2 separate regions of the Homo sapiens genome follow, and region 2 is linked to region 1. A link is an interaction called in ENCODE POLR2A ChIA-PET data of the cell type or tissue named here. Cell type or tissue: GM12878. All regions are shown on one strand. Each heading gives the region's core, and the rest is flanking DNA. Links, peaks and the distances in the headings are about the cores only.

Region 1 (10,083 bases), core at 1,882-9,881:
GTCCGAGGGGTCCCGTACGGGGCGGGCCTGGCTGGCGGGGTCCCGGAACGCACCCCCTCAGCTGCAGGGCTCCGCGGCCAGGGCAGATCCGAGCAGCCCCTCCCTTTCCGGAGGCGCTGGGAGAGCAGCCAGGCCGCCTAGGGCGGGGCGGGGCCGGGCTGCACCCGCGGGCAGTGAAGGGATCAGGAGTGCAAGCCTGGGGAGTCAGACCTCCCCCTGCCTCCTCTGCCAATGCAGCCCGGAGGCTACCACCACCCATCCCGGCCGGGCGCGGTGGCTCACACATAGAATCCTAGCATTTTGAGAGGCCCAGGCGGGAGGATCGCTTGAGGCCAGGAGTTGGAGGCCAGCATGGACAGCATTGCGAGACCCTTTCTCTATTAAAATAAATAAATAAAATGTAGCCAGGCGCTGTGGCTCATGCCTGTAATCCCAACACTTTGGGAGTCGAGGTGGACGGATCACTTGAGGTCAGGAGTTCGAGACTAGCCTGACCGACATGGTGAAACCCTGTCTCTACTAAAAATACAAAAATTACCCAGGCATGGTGGCACGCACCTGTAATCCCAGCTACTCAGGAGGCTGAGGCAGGAGAATTGCTTGAACCCGGGAGGCAGAGGTTGCAGTGAGCCGAGATCACGCCATTGCACTCCAGCCTGGGCAACAGAGCAAGACTCCGTCTCAAAAAAAAAAAAAAAAGCCACGTAACATGCCTGTAATCCCAGCTACTTAGGAGGATGAGGCAAGAGAATTGCTTGAACCTGCCTTGGCAGTGAGCCAAGACTGTACCACTGCACTGCAGCCTTGGCAACAGAGCCAGACTCCGTCTCTAAATAAATAAATAAAATCTTAGGGACCTAGGTAGGAGTGCCAGCTTCTCCCTTCACTGGCCAGTGACTGGTAAGCCACCCAACTCCTGCCAGCCTCAACTTTCCTTATCTGGAAAATGGGAACCTTAAAGACTGGGAGGCTGAAATGCAATACTGCAAGACACCTGGCAGCGTGTCAGGCGCTGACAGTATAAACGTGCGTTTGTTGCTCACCTTGATCATAGTGTTCCCCCAGGTGAACCTAACTTCCTGGCCTCCAAGATTTGGGGTCAGAGTCCCAAGCTGCGTCATTTAGTAGAAGCCGAGTGACTTTGAACAAATCGTTGCTTTTGTCTGAGCCTGGGTTTCCTCCTGTACAAACTGAAGGTAAAAAGCAAACAGGCTGGGCGCGGTGGCTCACGCCTGTAATTCCAGCACTTTGGGAGGCCGAGGCAGGCAGATTACCTGAGGTCGGGAGTTCGAGACCAGCCTGACCAACGTGGTGAAACCCCGTCACTACTAAAAATACAAAATTAGCCAGGTGTGGTGGTGGGCACCTGTAATCCCAGCTACTCAGGAGGCTGAGGCAGGAGAATCGCTAGAACCTGGGAGGCGGAGGTTGCGGTGAGCCAAGATCATGCCGTTGCACTCCAGCCTGGGGTTACAAAGCGAGACTCTGTCTCCAAAAAAAAAAAAAAAAGCAAACAAAAAATGTCTCAGGCTTGCTTCAGGGGGAGAATGGTGAAAGGTCTGGGTAAAATCGCCCTGATAGATGCCGGTAAAGTTTGTTTCTTACATATGTCTGTACATAATCCATTGATAGGTCTTTTTCTTTTTTTCTGGAGTCCGGGTCTCATTGTGTTGCCCAGGCTATAGTGCCATGGCTTGATCATAACTCACTTTAGCCCCAAACTCCTGGGCTCAAGGGATCCTCCTGAGTAGCTGGGATTACAGGTATGTTCCTCCATGCCCAGCTAATTTTTAAATGTTTAGTAGAGGTAGGGTTTTGCTGTGTTGTCCAGGCTGGCCTCAAACTCCTGGCCTTAAGCGATCCTCCTGCCTTGGCCTCCCAAAGTGCTGGGGTTACAGGCATGAGCCTCCACGCCTGCCTTATACGTGCTTTCTTTTTTTTTTTTTTTTTTTGAGACAGTGTCTTGTTCTGTTGCCCAGGCTGGAGTGTGGTGACACTACCTTGACTCACTGCAGCATCTGCCTCCCGGGTTCCAGTGATTCTCCTGCCTCAGCCTCTCAGGTAGCTGGGATTACAGGTACATGCCAATATGCCCGGCTAATTTTTATATTTTTAGTAGAGACGGGGTTTCACCATGTTGGCCAGGCTGGTCTCGAACTGCTGACCTCAGGTGATCCGCCCACCTCGGCTTCCCAAAGTGCTAGGATTACAGGCGTGAGCCACCGCGCCCAGCTTCTTCTTCTTCTTCTTCTTCTTTTTTTTTTTTATTTGGAGGTGGCGGAGTTTCACTCTGTCGCCCAGGCTGCAGTGCAGTGGCACAATCTCAGCTAACTGCAACCTCTTCCTCTCGAGTTCAAGTGATTCTCTTGCCTCGACCCCCCGAGCAGCTGGGATTACAAGTGCCCACCACCAAGCCCAGATAAATTTTGTATTTTTAGTAGAGAGGGTTTTACCATGTTGGGCAGGCTGGTCTCAAACTCCTGACCTCAGGTGATCCACCTGCCTCCGCCTCCCAAAGTCTGGGATTACAGGTGTGAGCCACCGCACCCGTCGGTTGATAGGTCTTTTCTAATATTAATAATTACGTAGCATCTCAACATGTTAATGTCATAATTTACTCTTTCCATATTGTCACCTGGGTTTTTCCACACTGTCACCATTATAAAGACAGCTATTATAAACATGTTTGCTTTATTTTTTAGATGAGGTTTCACTCTGTCACCCAGGCTGGAGTACAGTGACGAGATCTCGGCTCACTGCAACCTCCACCTTCCCAGCTCAAGGAATCCTCCAGCCTCAGCCCCTCAGATAGCCAGGACTACAGGCGTACAGCATCACATCCCGCTAATTTTTTTTTTTTTTTTGGTAGTTTTTATAGACACAGGGTTTTGCCATGTTGCCCAGGCTGGTCTCCGAACTCCTGGACTCAAGTGATCCACCTGGCTTGGCCTCCCAAAATGGTGGGATTACAGGCGTGAGCCATGGCACCCCACCTGTTTGCTTTTAAAAAAGAAAAATGGGGCCAGGCGTGGTGGCTCACACCTGTAATCCCAGCACTTTGGGAGGCCGAGGCGGGTGGATCACAAGGTCAGGAGTTCGAGACCAGCCTGTCCAACATGGTGAAACCCCATCTCTACTAAAAACAAAAACAAAAATTAGCTGGGCGTGGTGGTGGGCACCTGTAGTTCCACCTACTGGGGAGGCTGAGACAGGAGAATTGCTTGAACCTGGGAGGCGGAGGTTGCAGTGAGCCGAGAATGCACCACTACACTCCAGCCTGGGCGACAGAATGAGACTACATCTCAAAAATAAAAAAGAAAAAGAAAGAAAAATGTGTTGCTGTTTTCTTAGGACCAAATGGGTGTATGTGACCAAAGAATGTTAATTTTCTTTTTCTTTTTTTTTTTTTTTTTTTTGAGATGGAGTCTTGCTCTGTCCTCCAGGCTGGAGTGCAGTGGCGCAATCTCGGCTCACTGCAAGCTCCGCCTTCCGGGTTCACGCCATTCTCTTGCCTCAGCCTCCCGAGTAGCTGGGACTACAGGCGCCCGCCACCACGCCCGGCTTAATTTTTTGTATTTTTAGTAGAGACGGGGTTTCACCGTTTTAGCCAGGATGGTCTCGATCTCCTGACCTCGTGATCCACCCACCTCGGCCTCCCAAAGTGCTGGGAGTATAGGCGTGAGCCACCACACCTGGCCAGAATGCTAATTTTCAAGTTCCTGTTAGTGTTATTCTGTTCTATTAATATTTGGTCCCACCCACTTGTTGAATTGAGTGCCCTTCAGAAGAATTAAACCAATTAGCAACAAATGACAATTTCTCCACAGCTCTGCTAGCATTGAATTTTGTGTGTTTTTGTTTTGTTTGGATGACTAACCGGTGCTTTAATGGTACCTTACGATTGTTTTCATGTGTGTTTCTTGACTTCACTCTGCGTGGTTGGTAAGACTTCAAGAGCAGAGCTGGAGAGGGAAGGATAGGGGTAGGAAGGGCTCTGACCCAGCATAGGAAGTTGAGTAACCGCTTAGCACGGTGCAAATTAGCCTGCTGGCTGCTCTATCCAAGAACTGCCTGAGCTGGGTGGGGACTTCCCAGAGCGCCTGTAATGCTGAGATCTTTCCTCCAGGCAACTCCTCCTTGGTTTAGCCTCTGATACAGCCAAACCTCTGGATTCAGGGAAACCTAAGGAAGCCAGGCAAGAAGGGTCCCGCAGCCTGTGCCTAGTCTAGCCCCAGCCTCATCTGGATTAAGATGGGAGGGAAATATTGGCTGAGGGCACCCAGCCAGTATGAAGACAGCTAGAATGTAAACCCAGCACAGTAAGGGAGAGAGTATCAAGGCCCAGGACTTTAGAGTGCCTCACCACCACCACCCCGCCGCTGGGCAGCCTGAGGCTTTCTTTGCCTGGCACCACCATGCCTGGCTAATTTTTTTTTTTTTTTTCCAAGTGGAGACGGGGTTTTGCCATGTTGGCCAGGATGGTCTCAAACTCCTGACCTCAAGTGATCCACCCACCTCGGCCTCCGAAAGTGCTGGGATTACAGGCGTGAGCCACTGTGCCCGGCTATCCCCTCCTCTCTCTGGTTTCTTAACATCAAACAGGCCCACAGTGCTGGCTCACAGGGCCACAGTGATAGTGGGTTGGTGTCCTGGATCCCTCCCCCAGGAGCCATCACTGAGACCTTATGCTGTCAACACTGGTGGGTGAAGCAGCCCTCGTATTTTTCTCCTGAGACATCCAGAGCAGGGTAATTGGCAGGCGGGGGTGAGCACACGCTGGCTCACGCAGGCTTGGTAGGTGAGAGGTTTTCCTGAGGATGATGAAGTTGGAGTGTCCCCGGCTAGAATCCCTGAGGCAGGAGACTGGAGCCCTGTGGCAGCATTGGCTGAGAGAAGCCACTCCCTTTTTGCTCTCCCACTTCCTCACTGGTAAGATGTGGGGGTTGGGGAGTTATCGCAGAGGCGCTTTGGGTTTCAGCTGCTTTGCAGAAGTTATGGAAAAAGGGAAATGAGTCTTCCTGTCTCTCGCCCCCTTAACACTTCTTTGCCCCATTTAAGGGGTTTGTTCAACAGACTAGGAAGTATTTCTGCTAATTCATGCTGAAGTGTGATTGGCTGATAGGTGTGGTCTCAACCTCCCTCCTCTGCCAGTCACTAGTGTACCACTGTGGCCATCTTTTCCAGCCCCTCCTCTGCCCCTTGAGTATGTCTAGGTCCTAGAAACAGTGGTCAGGGCTCTTCAAGTCCTCTCGGTTGCCCTTGCCCACTGGCACACGTGGGGGTTGCTGTCTTCAGCAGAGCCAGCCACTCCGTCTTGACAGCCAGGGCAGAGATGTGGCTGGGCACACAGCAAGAATGTGACCACTGATGCTGGGATGTCAGAGTCTGTGCATCAACCCAGGGTTCTGAGTCTGGGCTCTCCCACCCTCATCCCCGGAGGTTCCTTCAGTCTGGGCCTCCTGGGGCTGAAAGGGAGGGAAAAATTGGCCTCAGCTGGAGTCCTGGGGCCAACCAGAGCCTGGGTGGAGTGTGAAAGTGGGCTTCTGGCCTTCACCCTGCCCCTGCCCTGCTGGTGACCTTGGACCATGGGGGTTGTCGGGGTGTAGATGAGCACCGTGAATCAGTCACAGGCCTTGAGCTTCTCTCTGCACAGTGCTGGCATCAGATGTGGGTGGTGATGTCCCAGCCTGGGAACACAGGAAACGCTCAGGGAAACCCCCATCAGACCTGCTGACATGGCTGAGGGCGCTGAGATGGTGCTTCCGGGGCCCTCACCTTACACAAAGAGGCCTTATAAGGAGAGAGAGGCTGCAGAGGCAGCCCCAGTGGGTGCCGGGTGCTTGTTCTGGGTAAGGCTGCCCACACGTGCAAAGTGTGCTTGTGGACACAGTGCGCTTGCGTGTGTGCAAGGCTGAACATACATGTGTGCAGGCCTGCAGTGTGCCTGTGTGTGAGGCTCAACACGTGCATGTGGGGAGTATGGTCATGTGTGCAAGGCTAAACATGTGCTTAAAGTGTGGGGAGGTGCAGTGTGCATGTGTGTGTGCAAGGCTTAACATGCAAAGTGTGCTTGTGTGTGTGAGGCTGAACACGCATGTGTTTGTGTGCGTGGCCTGACCCTGCGCTGCGTGTGTCTACTTGCTCAGCAAATGCTGACTGGGGACCCACCGGGGTCCTGTTCTAAGCATGGAGGAAACATGAGGTCCCTGCCCCGTGCATGTACACATGTGCATGTGTGTGTGTCCTGTGCTGCTCCAGGAATCTTCCAGGACATCCTGATACAAGTGAAAGCAAGCGGTTTGGATCTGGAGTGAGCAGGAGGTGGACAGGGCCTTCCAGGCAGTGAGCGCAGGGGGCTTTGTGTTGTGACCTCGGGCAGGCTGGTCACTGAGCCCTGTGGGGCCAAACTGCAGCCCCAGGCAAAGGTCGTTCTGCCTTTCCCTTGTGCCTGGGCCCAGATGCAGTGCAGGATGGGCCGGCCCCTGGGCAGGGCAGTGACGGGGCAGCCACCGGCCTCCTGGGGCATTCAGGGTTCCCAGTCCTGGTTGGCTCCCAGCCCAGGCCCTGAGACCCAACACAAAACTGCCAGTCTGGTGAGGGAGGCAGCCACATTATCTAATGGCTGTCACTGGTGACTCTGGGCAGGTGGCCTCAGCCCCCACATCTGTCATCTGGAGCTGACCTGGAGCCTGGCATCCCTCCCCAAGTGCAGCCAGGCCTCCCTGAAAGTCCAGGGCTGGTGGGAGTGTTGAAGTCAAGAATGTATACAGAGCACCTGGCCAGGCGCGGTGGCTCATGCCTGTAATTCCAGCACTTTAGGAGGCCGAGGCGGGCGGATCACTTGAGGTCAGGAGTTCAAGACCAGCCTGGCCAACATGGTGAAACCCTGTCTCTACTAAAAATATAAAAATTAGGCATGGTGGTGCGCACCTGTAATCCCAGCTACTCAGGAGGCGGAGGTTGGAGTGAGCCAAGACTGCGACATTGCACTCCAGGCTGGGCAACAGAGTGAGACTTCATCTCGAAAAAAAAAAAAAAAAAGGATACTTTTTTTTCTAGAGCTGGCAAGGAGGGAGTATCCAGAAAGTGCTGGATGGTACTAGTTAATACATTTTATTTTAGAGACAGGGTCTGGCTCTGTCACACAGTGGTACAATCATAGCTCACTGCAGCCTCAAACTCCTAGGCTAAGCAATCCTCCTGCCTCAGCTTCCTGAATACCTAAGAATACAGATGTGCACCACCACACCTGCAAATTTTTTTATTTAAATTTTTTGTAGAGATAGGGTCTCACTGTATCGCCCATGCTTGTCTTGAACTTCTGGCCTGAAGCAATCCTCCTGCCTAGGCCTCCCAAAGTACTGGGGTTACAGGCATGAGCCACTGCGCCTGGCCCTATTTAATAAAATTATTTATTTATTTATTATTTTTAAGTTATTTTTTCACACACATTCATTCCTAACCTTTTTTTTTTTTTTTTTTTTGAGACAGAGTCTTGCTCTGTTGCCCAGGCTGGAGTGCAGTGGTGTGATTTTGGCTCACTGCGACCTCTGCCTCTCAGGTTCAACAGATTCTCCTGCTTCAGCCTCCCAAGTAGCTGGGACTACAGGTGTGCGCCACCACGCCCAGCTAATTTTTGTATTTTTAGTAGAGACAGTCTTTCACCATGTTGGCCAGGCTGGTCTTGAACTCCTGACCTCAGGTGATCCGCCCGCCTCGGCCTCCCAAAGTGCTGGGATTACAGGCATGAGCCACCGTGCCTGGCCTCATTCCTAACCTATGTAATGATAATATTTTTGAGGGCTGGGTAGGGTGGCGTGAGCCTGTAGTCCCAGCTACTTGGGAAGCAGAGGCAGGAGGATCACTTGAGCCTGGGAAGTCGAGGCTGCAGTGAGCTGTGATCACACCACTGCACTCCAGCCTGGGCAACAGAGCGAGACCCTTTCTCAAATATACACACACACACACGTTTCTGAGAACGTACTCTGTTGGTCACTAATGGCAATGAAAAATTTGTTCAGCGGATATTTCTTGAGCACCTACTATGTGCTAAGCATTTAAGCAGTGGAAATAGAAACGAGAACAAGATAGAACAAAAATGTGTCTCTGCCAAGCTGGTTCTATTCCAGCAGGGGAGGAAGGCAGCGGGCCAGATCAGTGAGTGCATGTCTGATGGTGACTGCTGAGAAAATTTAATCGGAAATAGGGAATTACGAAGTGCCGGACCGTGGAAGGTGCTGCAGTTTCCAGGGAAGGCCTCCCCAAAAGTTGACATTTGAGTACAGACTTGAGTGGCAGCACCAGAGCGAGAGCCGTGTGTGCCGGTATCTGGGGGAAGAGTGTCACAGGCCTAGGGAACAGCCAGCACGGAAGCCCGAGGCAGGTGCATGCCTGTGTGCCCCAGGATTGGCCTCTGGTTGGCTGGGGAGGCCTGCTCCTCAAAGGGCTGGTATATCACATCCATCACAGGCTAAGAGTAACCGCCTCGTGGTTCCTCCTCATAGAGGCCAGGTGCGGTGTGTCATCTGCTTCCAGCTCTCAGCATCTCTGCTGGGAGGCAGGATTCCTGTTCCCATTTTACAGATGAGAAAACTGAGGTTAAAAGAAGGCAGGTGATGTGTCCCGGGGCATGTGGCTGGGCAAGCAGTGCCACTGGGCTCCTCCACTTCCAGGTCCCTGTGATGCTGGGAAACTGAGTCACGGAGGCGGGGAGAGATGTGTTTGAGGAATTGGGCTGAGACCGTGATCTCACCCCCGTCAGGCCTGGTGGGCTCCTTTGACACTCAGCGGCAGGTGGAGGAGGCTAGGGACAGGCTGGCAGGGGCTGAGCTGGGCTGACGGGAGGATGAGTCGCTGCCCTCTGCCAGGGTTCCCCTTCAGTGCTGGGGCTAGTCTAGAGGGCTGCAGTCAAACATCTCCCTCGTTCTGGCCGAGTGTAGTGGCTCACACCTGTAATCCCAAATACTTGGCAGGTGAGGAGGGAAGATCTCTTGAGCCTAGGAGCTTGAGACCAGCCTGGACAGCATTGTGAGACCCCCCTCTCTACAAACAAATCAAAAATTAGTTGGGCACAGTGGCACATGCTTGTAATCCCAGGAGTTCATGGCTGCAGTGAGCCATGATCACACCACTGCACTCCATCCTGGGCCACAGAGAGAGACCCTGTCTCAAGAAACAAAAATCTCCCTCCTTCAGTTCCCCAAGGCTGGGTCACCCTGGGGCCTCCCCAAGAGCCATCACCCAGGCCTCGCCTAGCCCTGTGCCTCCTCCCAGCCCTGGGTGCAGCCAGTGGATGTCTGGATGGAGAATGGGATGTATCTGTTAAATATCTGCCTTTGCCTCAGCCATGAGCCCCTGCAGACCGGCCACCTCCCTTCTCCCCGTCTGAGCAGTGTGGGGGAAGACCAGGGCTCTGGGCACGGCAGGGCCAACTGCCATGTGCTGGACACCTTTCTAGGTGGTTTATGAGATTACTTCATTTCTTTTTTTTTTTTTTTTTTCTGAGATGAGTCTTGCTCTGTCACCCAGCCTCCTGAGTAGTGGGGATTACAGGCAGGTGCCACCACACCTGGCTAATTTTTTTTTTTTTTTTTTTTTTTTTTTTTGAGACGGAGTCTCACTCTGTCGCCCAGGCTGGAGTGCAGTGGTGCGATCTCGGCTTACTGCAAGCCCCGCCTCCCAAGTTCACGCCATTCTCCTGCCTCAGGCTGGGACTACAGGTGCCCGCCACCACACCCGACTAATTTTTTGTAGTTTTAGTAAAGACGGAGTTTCACCATGTTGGCCAGGCTGGTCTTGAACTCCTGGCCGCAAGTGATCCGCCTGCCTCGATCTCCCAAAGTGTTGGGATTACAGGCATGAGCCACCGGGCCTGGCCTGGATGACTTCATCTTCATCCCATCCTTAATGGGGCAGGGGAAGTTGGGTGGGGGGGGGGGGGTCGTCCATCCTATGAGGAAACCGAGGCACAGATGACAAGTGAGGGGCCTGTCCAGCTTGGAGTCCTAGCACCCCACCCCGCCCCAGGGAGCATCTCCCCTGTAGTACCGTCTCCTCCACCCTGTCCCTGGAGCCTCAGAGACA
Region 2 (10,083 bases), core at 1,145-9,144, 250 kb before region 1:
TGGATTTAAAGCTGCAAGCAAACAGCCATGGAGCTTTTGAGCACAAGGGGAAGAGATGGTCATGAATAGTGCTGAGGTCAAAACACTGAGATATAGAGAGAAACCAGGTCCTTGCTTTGCCATTGGAATGACTTGGGCTTTTCAGTGAAGTCACTAAAATTCTCTCTATTGAGCTAATTTAACCTAGGTTTTCTGCTACTTACATCTGAAGGTATCCTGCTTTTAAACAACAACAACATTAGGAAGTGCGATATTGTACATAAAAGACAGAATTAAAAATGTGGAAATTAGCTGAAGAAAGGAGGCAGGGTGAAAAATCAATGAATACCCTCCTCACCCGGCCTGAGAATTTAACTATCTTTATTATCAGGGAAAGAAACAATCAGACTGTGGTCTGATGCAACCACCAAGACTACAAGGAACACTAAGGGACTTGGTAGGAAAGAATCAAGGAAATGGGTAGGTGGGTGGTTCTTGCCTGTAATCCTAGTACTTTGGGAGACCAAGATGGGAGGATCGCTTGAAGCCAGGAGTTCTGGACAAGCCTGGGCAATATAGTGAGACCCTGTCTCTACAAAAAGTTTAAAAATTAGCTGGGCATGGTGGCTCATGCTGAGGTGGGGATGACTTGAGCCCAGGAGTTTGAGGCTGCAGTGGGCTATGACTGTGCCATTGTACTCCAGCCTGGGCGACAGAACAAGATCCTGTCTCAAAGAAAATGCAGTGAAGAGGGAGGAAAAGAGGCCCTTTCTGCTACAAAATGCAATCTAGGGGAACCAAGAGATAGGATGAAGAAAGAAAGGGAGGGAAGACTTAGCAGGAGATAAGGCTGTGGGGTAGGGTGAGCAAAAGAAGGCTTCCCCAGGTCTCTCCCAAGCACTCAGGTCCAGTATTCACAGCCTGAAAATGGGAAACGTTATTCAAGATGCAACCGCAAAGCTTGGGCAAGGGGCAAATGAATGATGTCTCTCCAGCCCAACCAGTTATCCCCGCCAGCCCTGAGGGAGAGGCTAAGGAAAAGACCTGGAAACCAAAAGCTACAAAGCTGGGCCAAATTCCAGAATTAAAATTTCGGGCTTTGGTTCAAGCCCCTGGAATGGCCCAGAAGCCCAAGATAGAGTAGACTTGCCTTTTAGGGTATCACATAGTCAAAGAAACCCCAAGCCTGGCTGACAACAACCTGTAATTGCTTGATCTCTAATCCCTGCTCATATCAACAAGAAGTGGCTATGAACGCAATGCTGCCTCCAGGAGAGGTGTCCTCCGACGCCCAACTCAGAGGCGACCAGGAGACCCAATAAACAAGGAGGGCATTAATTCTCTCATTCACCAGGTATTTGTGAGCACCAGCAGGTGCCAAGCAGTGTTGAAGGGGATACAGAAGTAAACAGACAGCAAGGACCCTAGCTTCACGGAACTTGACTACCAAGAGCAGAGACAGAAAATAAAAATTGATTGGACATTGGTAGATGGATGATGGGAGAATAACCAAACAAAAATACCATGAAGTGGTGAGTGCTATGAAGACAGCAGAATAGGCTGCCTGATCGTGAGTGAGGGAGGGACTATGAAGGGATGGTCAGGGAGGGTATCCCTGAGGTGATGATATTTATTTAGGCTGAAGGCCTGAATGACAGGAAGAAGCCATTGAGAAGTCAAGAGGAAGAGTATTATAACATCACACAGACACACGGACACACACACACACACACACACACACAGAGGAATAATTCATGCAAAAGCCCTTAAGCAGGATTAAACTCGCCACATTTGAGGACTGGGGTGGAGAATAAGGCAGAACCTGGCACAGAGGCTGCCAGAGAGGAATATGGCAGGATCACAGAGGGAGTTTGATTTTATTCTGAGTAGGGAGCTGCTGGAGGGCTTTAAGGAAGGAAATGACATGATCTGATTTATGCTCTTAAAAGATTTGGGGGTGACAGTTTAGTGGTTGCCAGGGTCCCAGGGACTGGGGATGGGTGGATGCGGCTAGAAAGGGATAGCTCCAAGGAGGCTGGGGTGGTGGTGCAGCTGGTCATCTTGATTGCAATGGTGGTGATATGAATTTGTACATGGGATCAAACTGCATAGACTGCTACACACACACACACCCCACCCACACGCAGTGCACGCGGAGCTAGTGAAATCTGACTAAGCTCTGGATTGCACCAATGTAAACAGTTAGTTTCCCGGGTCTTTTTGCTTGCATTATTTTGCCCTTACTTTTTCCCTATCGTTAGAACCCATGAACAAGTTCCTGGTTTTGACATGCCACAGTTATACAAAACACTAAAATTGGGGGAGGCTGAGTGAAGGGTACACAGGACCTCCCGGTACATTTCTCTCCCATCTCCTGTGAATCTATCATTACTTCAAAATTAAAAAAGAAAAAAAAAAGGTCTCTAAGGCTGCCATTTAAGGTATAGATTAGAGAAAAAAGAAAGTAGAACCACAATATGTGACACCAATCCACACTCAAGGAAAGGGTTAAAATGAAAAAGAAAACACGCAGATTGGCAAAGGAGCACCTGGAACTCTCATACGCCACTGGTGGAAAATGTAAATTGGTATAACCACTTCGGAAAAGCATTTGGCAAGTTTCATTACAGTTGAACATATGCCTATTCCACAGTCCAGTGACTCTACTCCTGAGTATACACCCAACAGAAGTGTATGCAAATACTCACCAAAAGACATATACCTGAAAATTCCAAACAGCACTAGTCTTAAAAGCCAAAACTAGAAAGGACTCTGCCCATCAACAGATAAAGGGATAAATTATGGTATATGCCCATAATGGGATATTGAACAGCAAAGAGAATGACTGACGTACAACCACACATAACAATACGGATAAATCTCACAAAAATAACATTGAACAAAAGAAACCAGTTGCATGCAGTAAGATTCCATTAATACAAAGTTCAAAAACAGGCTGTTACAAGTCAGGACTGTGGTTATCTTTGCCAGGGGGGTGCGGCTGAGGGAGGTAGAAAGTGAGAATGAGCTATTTTCAGGATTGTAGGGACATTCCAAGCACCAGCAATATTCTATTTCTTGATCTAGATCAGGAAAAGTGCTTCTCCACCCACTTTTTTTTTTTTTTTTTTTTGAGACAGGGTCTCGCTCTGTAAGGCTAAACGTGCCTTATTTCCAGAGTTTTTTGGTTTTGTTTCGTTTTTTTTTGCAAATTCTACTCCTGAGCAATTTGTTTATTTTTCTCTTTTCCCCAATCCTTAGAATCTGTGAACAATTTCCTGGTTTTGATATTATACCAGAGTTTTACAAGGGACTAAAACTTCTACCCATGTTTACAGGTATTTCCTCACCAGGCTCAAGTGAGGAACCACGCGAGAACCCTTTGGAAACTATGAAACACTGTACAGACGGGAGGTATTAGTATCACTGACAGGTATGAACAGGCAGCAAGCAGGTCTCACCTCTATAATTTGTAGGTAATATATGTAGAAATAAAATTGAGTAAACTTTGGATTTTTTTTACCCCAAAGACCTAAGAGGGGAAAAAAGCAAATATATCACATTGAAGTTACCATGTTTTCTACTTCTACAGAGCCAGATGCCAATATTGCTTTTTAAAGCACTTCTAAAATTAAAAACAATCCCTTAAAAAAGTTCATGGCAAACACATTGACTATAAATACTTGGAAAAATACTAAATTATTATTACTGGCTTATGCAAATGAGCATTTTACTCCTATTTTAAAGATGAGATTATTTTATAAAAATAGGTCAGAGATAACCCCAAATGACATTCTAAATAAATTATGTAAACCACTATTATTCAGAACCAAGACCTCAGTTTTTTAAAGAACTCACTATATAAACAAGATCTAGAGTCCAAATTTCTTAATCTGAAAGTAATCATTTTGCCTTATTTTAATATGATAGAACAAGCTTTTTGGGGGGTCAGGCAACTCGCTATTACATAATAAACATACTCTCTGGGAAAATAAGTCTGTTCAGAGCTATAAGACAAGTAGCCAAGAATTTTATTCTGTAGAACCCAGGAATCTTCCTAGTGAGGAAGTCCTTATAAATATGAGTATGTACTTTGAAATGCTATAATATTTTAGCCTTTTAAAATACATTCGGCACAATCATTTTGATTTTTCAGAATGTCTACATTTCAAAACAATTGGCAGTTAGTGTACTTACTAGTTGCTCTAAGAAATTCTTATCTATTTAAGAGCTTTTTAATCTTTTTAATTGTTGAAAAGCAATACATGCTCAAGGGGGTGAGAAAAGGGAGGAGATTAAATATTACAAAAGGCATATAATGAAAAGTCACCCTCTCTTCTCTCTTTTCTCTCCTCTCTCCCTCTCTCCTCTCTCTTTCCTCTGAAGAGGAGAACAGGAGAATCTCTTCAAAGGAAATCAACAGTCAAAATCTTTCAGTCGTATTCTATACAGACCTATCTATAGATTTCCCCCTTTATTTTTATTTCTTGTTTTATTATTCAAATAGTACACACACTAGCCTCTGTTTTGAATCATGCTTTTTCCCCCCACTCAATAATATATCTTGGAGAATGTTCCATATCAGAATATAAAACACTATCTTATTATGTTACAGCTACACATCATTGGGAATACACGATAATTTACTTAACTAGTCCCTGCTGATACACATTCACATTGATTTCAGTCTTTTATAATTTCAAACAATGCTGCAATGATTTTACACACCGGACTTTACATAAATGTGTGAAAACACCCATAAGAAAAAAGTCCTACATGCAGAATTGCTAGATCAAAGAGCATAAACATTTATGATCTGATAGACAGTGCCAAACTGCTCTTGGTACCTACTCTATCAATTTATATTCTCAACCACTAGAGTAAAAGACCTGTTTTTCCACACTCTTGTCTCATCACAGAAGATTTTCAATCTCTTTGATCTGCCACTCTTCTAGATGAAAAATTGTTTCATTCTTACTTTTAATTTGTAGTTTGTTTAGTATGAATAGGGCTGATTATCAATTAAAAATAAATTTTTAGAGAAAGAAAATGGGCATAAGAGAGAACAGGGCACAGCGGCATATACTTGCAGTCCCAGCTACTCAGGAAGCTGATGATCGCTTGAGCCCAGGAGTTCCAGGCTGCAGTGAGCTATGATCACGCCAGTGTACTCTAGCCTAGCCTGGGCGACAGAGCAAGACCCCATCTCTAAAGAAGAAAAGGAAAGAAGAAGAGAGAAAATAGGGTTGTCTTTTCACATGTTTCAAATCCATTTCCATTTTCTTTTCTGTGAATTGTCCATATTCTTTGCCTATTAGGTACTGGCCTTTTCCTAATTGATTTTGAAGGCTCTTTATATATTAGGAAAACCAGACTTTCATTTTCGTATCCATTACAGATTGTTGTTCCTAGTTTGTCTTTGCATGTTGATTTTATCCTATTTTTTGCCATGGAGAAATTTTCCATCCAGCTAAAGTTTTTTATTGTTTATAAGTGTTTTTCAGCTGATCTTTTGGGCTTTTAAAGATATATCATAACGTCTATAAATAACAGCAATTTTGTTTCCTGCTTTCTGATGTCTTTCTCTAGTTATTAATAATAACTATTTTGACAGTGTACATCCCTGCATTGTTCCTGATTTTAATGGGAATGTTTCCACAATTTCATCATTTAAAGATGATGCTGGCTAGGTGCAGTGGCTCATGCCTGTAATCCACGTACTTTGGGAGGCTGAGGCAGGTGGATTGCTTGAGCTCAGGAATTCAAGACCAGCCGGGCAACAGGGCGAAACCCCATCTCTACCAAAACTACAATGATTAGCCAGCCGTGGTGGCACATGCCTGTGGTCTCAGCTACTCGGGAGGCTGAGGTGGGAGGATCACTGGAGCCCAAGAAGTCGAGGCTGCAGTGAGCTGTTATGGTGCCACTGCACCCCAGTCTGGGTAACAGAGTGAGACCCCATCTCCAAACAAAACAAAAAATAAACATGATACTGTCCGATGGCACATTACCTGGCCTGGGAAAAACATAAAATAAAAATAAAGATAATACTGGTTTTGGCTTCTAACACTATTTCTCTAAGGAATTTCTGAATACATAATTTATCAATTCATTGTATTATTTTTCCATGTTTATTAACCGGTTCTATAGATTTTCTTCAATGTCAAAGTACGTTATTAGCTTTATTATTTACCTGGCTATTTAGGAATAAGACATAACAGGAATCTATGACTGTATTAATACTGTGCTACTCTATAAATAATTCATAACTACTCATTAAAATATTTAATCCATCTCTAGCAGGTCCTTTTGTGCTCTAAAAAGACAGATCTCTGGCATTAAAGATAGGAAAACTGAATCATGAAAAGATCATAATCCTATGCACCCCCTCCCCTTTCTTCATTGTGGTACTTGTGTGAATTAGAAATCAAATTCAGACCTTCTGATCCCCAGTCCAGTGTTGGAACCACAGGAAAGCATCATGCCCTTTAGAGAACTCAGCGGATGCCCAACATACAAAGAACGCAGGCTGCCATCTACAATCTGCAGCTTCGTGACATGCTCCTCCAGACTCCTGAAAGCAAGCTGCAAGTTGGGCTCCGGAGCTTAAAACATCTGAAATGCATCACCCAGCAGCCAGGAGGATAGGTTCCTGCTCAGTGATAAACGATGTTGCCGACATTCCTCAGCCAATTAGAATTCCTTTCAGCTGCAGTGGAGGTGAACACAGCTGGAATTACAGAGTGGGGCGCGTCACCAGACGCGCTGATTATACATTATTTAAGCCTTGTTTTAAAACAATATGAGGGTGTTTTTTCCCCCATTAGTCCAGAAATGTGGAAACAACATTCCACTTGGTTTAAATATCTAAATGGATTAAATTGCATCTGGAGACAAAACAGTAATAGTGACATTTTAAAAAGAAGATATGCCCAAGCCCCATAGCTATGTGCTTTTGTTTTTTAAACATAGCTCCATGGCTTTCCTTTAACTAGAAAGGCCTTAGGGACTTTAGTCAGTCAGAATGAGTTCCCTGGACAAGAAGCTAATTTAAGTTGGAGGCTTTCACTTACAAATTCACTTACAAAATAACAAACCAGTAATTTAAAACTTGTTCAGTGACAAAAAAAAAAAATTGTATATTCCTTGTTTAAAAAAAAATTAGCCTCTAAAATGGTTTTGAAATTATAAAAAATTGATCCAAATAAGCATCCTAAAAGTTAGCTGTCTTACCCAGCAAATCAGAGCATGGCGAAGATATCAAGTTATTTCATCCATTTGAGGCTTTTTTGAACCACTGAATAAAACGCACAATTCAGCTATTTTAACTGTTAACCAGTGCCCACGATGTTGTACAAAACAGCCAGTCTAGTTAACTGGATCACTGAGGTGATATTGAAACACTATTTGTCGTTTTGTCTTTTTTTCTTTCTTAATCCATGAGGAAATATTTCATAAATAACACAGCCTCCAAAACCTTTCTTTCACCCAATTTTCCACACTAGAACCTGACATTGTGACTGAACCGAGAAAATGAAAATGTGTGGAAGAGAAAGAAAAACCCAACATTCAGAAAGGACTTTTGTAACTGCAAGACTAGAGGTTTTAAACTCTGACAGATGGACTTGAAGTTAAAAATCCTAGTTTGATAAATCACAACTACTGTAAAAATGGAGATAGAAATAAAGCATATGAAAGATTTCATGTCTAAAGTCAGTTGGGTGGGCCAAGAAGATTAAAAGGAAAAAAAAATGGATTTGAAAAAAGAAAGTTGTTCTAAAAGGCAACACAAATGTGATCAAATCACAAAATCAATGACAAAAACCTCTATTTGGCAGAATGTGATTCTTCTTAAAGTATAATTGCAATTCAAGTTTTGCAACAGCATTTGTTCTAACCCATCCTACACCTTCCAATAATTCATCTCAAAGAACTGCCTTAACTGTATCTTCCTAAACTTGAGGCAGACCCTAAGGAAAATGTAAATGCAAAGGGAGCTAAAAACTGACCACTTATTCCATCTTATCACAGCAACTGTGTTATATGGTTTTTGAAACAAAAGTTTTGCCTGCCTCACATAAGTGAGGTTCTTAGCTGGTACAAATTGACAAAGTCAACAGTCTTAACAATTTTCTTAATCTTTCTTGAGAGACTTAACTATTTTGAATCAATTGAGACACCTGTAATTCATCAACCAACATCATCAACAGCTATTACCACAACTATTTCACTCACAGTTGCACCATCTGAATGCCAAAACACAAGTCACCCTTACATCCCACAAGCTACAATTTTAAAAACAACCTCATATTTCCACATGCTATCAAGGAAAGTCTCTTTGTTCCTCTCTGTTTGGAATTAGAGTTTTTCTTACTTCACAATATGCAGTCATGCTCCAAAAGATATAAAAACACCAGGATATCTGAGAGTATTTCAATGCATAAAAGCACAAAAAAGTTTAGGCACTTGTATTTCAACTAATTGGTTGACATTACAATAAAATTTAATTTTCTTGAAGAGCATTGTAGAACCCTGAATTCCATTCTTTTACCCAAAGTGGCCTAAACAATGTGTCTGGGATTCATTTGTGTACCAGATAAGAACAAAGTTTTTGCAAATCCTGCTTGATTTTTCAATCAAAATGTTTCTAAAGTGTTTGATTTGCCAGTGAACTCCAATGACTACAAGATAATGCTCTTTAACAAAAGATCACTTGATTCTGGATATATTATGCCCCTAAACCTACTGAAACCATTTAAAAACTATTTTCCTACTAAAATACCACAAAAACATTCGTTAAAATGTTATTATTTTAAATACAAAGGCTCAAATATTCTTCTACTGTTTAGACCAGGTTGCCAAAGCAGTTCAACATATTACCCAACAGTTTTCAAAAACAATCCCACATGAAGAAATAAAGTCATAAATGTAATCAATACACAAAATTAATGCTTGGCATAAATCAAACACATGTGCTACACTCCAACACAATTTTCTGAATATCAGGATTAAGAATACCACTAAGCCCAAGTGCCCAACAGTAATTTGAAATAAGTAGGTAGCTAAATTGATATATCCTGTGAGAAGGAGGATCAAAGAGTATTATAATGGAGCTGAAATCTCATTTGATATATAAAGAAACTGAGACCCAAAAAGGTTAAATAACTTGTTCCGTAACATGTAGTTAATGAGAAATCTGTCTAGAATCTAGGTCTCCTAACTGTAAATCTAATGCCCTATTCACCCCCAAATAGAATCGTGGACCCCAAAGTTCTAAATGTAGTATCTTCAGTATCCTTTTTTTTTTTTTTTTTTTTTTTGAGACAGAGTCTCACTCTGTTGCCCAGGCTGAAGTGCAGTGGCACAATCTCGGTTCACTGCAAGCTCCACCTCCCAGGTTCAAGCCATTCTCCTGCCTCAGCCTACCCAGTAGCTGGGACTACAGGCGCCCGCCACCACACCCAGCTAATTTTTTGTATTTCTACTAGAGACGAGGTTTCACTGTGTTAGTCAGGATGGTCTCAATCTCCTGACCTCGTGATCCGCCCCACCTCAGCCTCCCAAAGTGCTGAGATTACAGGTGTGAGCCACCGCGCCCAGCTAATTTTTTGTATTTCTAGTAGAGACGGGGTTTCACCGTGTTAGCCAGGATGGTCTCAACCTCCTGACCTCGTGATCTGCCTCAGCCTCCCAAAGTGCTGGGATTCAGGCGTGAGCCACGGCGCCAGGCCATCTTCACTATCTTTGCACTGAATTTCGCTCTGTGTCTATTCATTGACTGGTTGAAATATCCCTCATTTTTAACAGTCTTTTTTTTTTTTCCAAATAACAAACATGGAAATAAACTCTGAAACCTGTAACAAAAGTATTCAAATTTTGAAAGATTGCTTCTCAACATCCCAGAAGTGAGAATTCAAACTTCCCTTAACCAGAAAGATGAGACTAAAACCTATTCCACCGTCAACAAACTTCTAGTTCAAACCTTTCGAGGTAAACTAAGGTTCCACGTACTGGCATTGCATGTGTACCATTACCGCTAAACCGCAATCCTATTGTAAGGATGATCACACTCACAAATCCTCTCAAACCATTCATAACATCTAC

The links. ChIA-PET counts read pairs that join two places held together with the same protein. Peaks named below come from ENCODE experiments on the same cell type or tissue, not always from the same donor. Only the 100,000 strongest peaks of a DNase experiment are listed, where the experiment ranks them.
Region 2: POLR2A ChIA-PET joins it to region 1 with 8 read pairs; 5 of 35 experiments call an interaction of 5 or more read pairs at or near these places.

Annotation. Positions count from the first base shown.
Region 1 is chr7:99,375,379-99,385,461 of GRCh38, forward strand. All of the region lies in intron 1 of ARPC1B (actin related protein 2/3 complex subunit 1B), which reads left to right. Among named protein-coding and RNA genes, the nearest start is that of ARPC1B, 5.7 kb to the left of the region's middle. RefSeq lists a silencer at 1-262 and enhancers at 4,619-4,938, 5,539-5,858. In GM12878, for the core only: no CTCF peak of the experiment used is centred there; DNase peaks (open chromatin) are centred at 3,873, 4,993 and 5,753; H3K4me3 peaks cover 4,061 bases; H3K27ac peaks cover 4,677 bases.
Region 2 is chr7:99,131,006-99,141,088 of GRCh38, forward strand. All of the region lies in intron 1 of SMURF1 (SMAD specific E3 ubiquitin protein ligase 1), which reads right to left. Among named protein-coding and RNA genes, the nearest start is that of SMURF1, 8.1 kb to the right of the region's middle. In GM12878, for the core only: no CTCF peak of the experiment used is centred there; no DNase peak of the experiment used is centred there; H3K4me3 peaks cover 745 bases.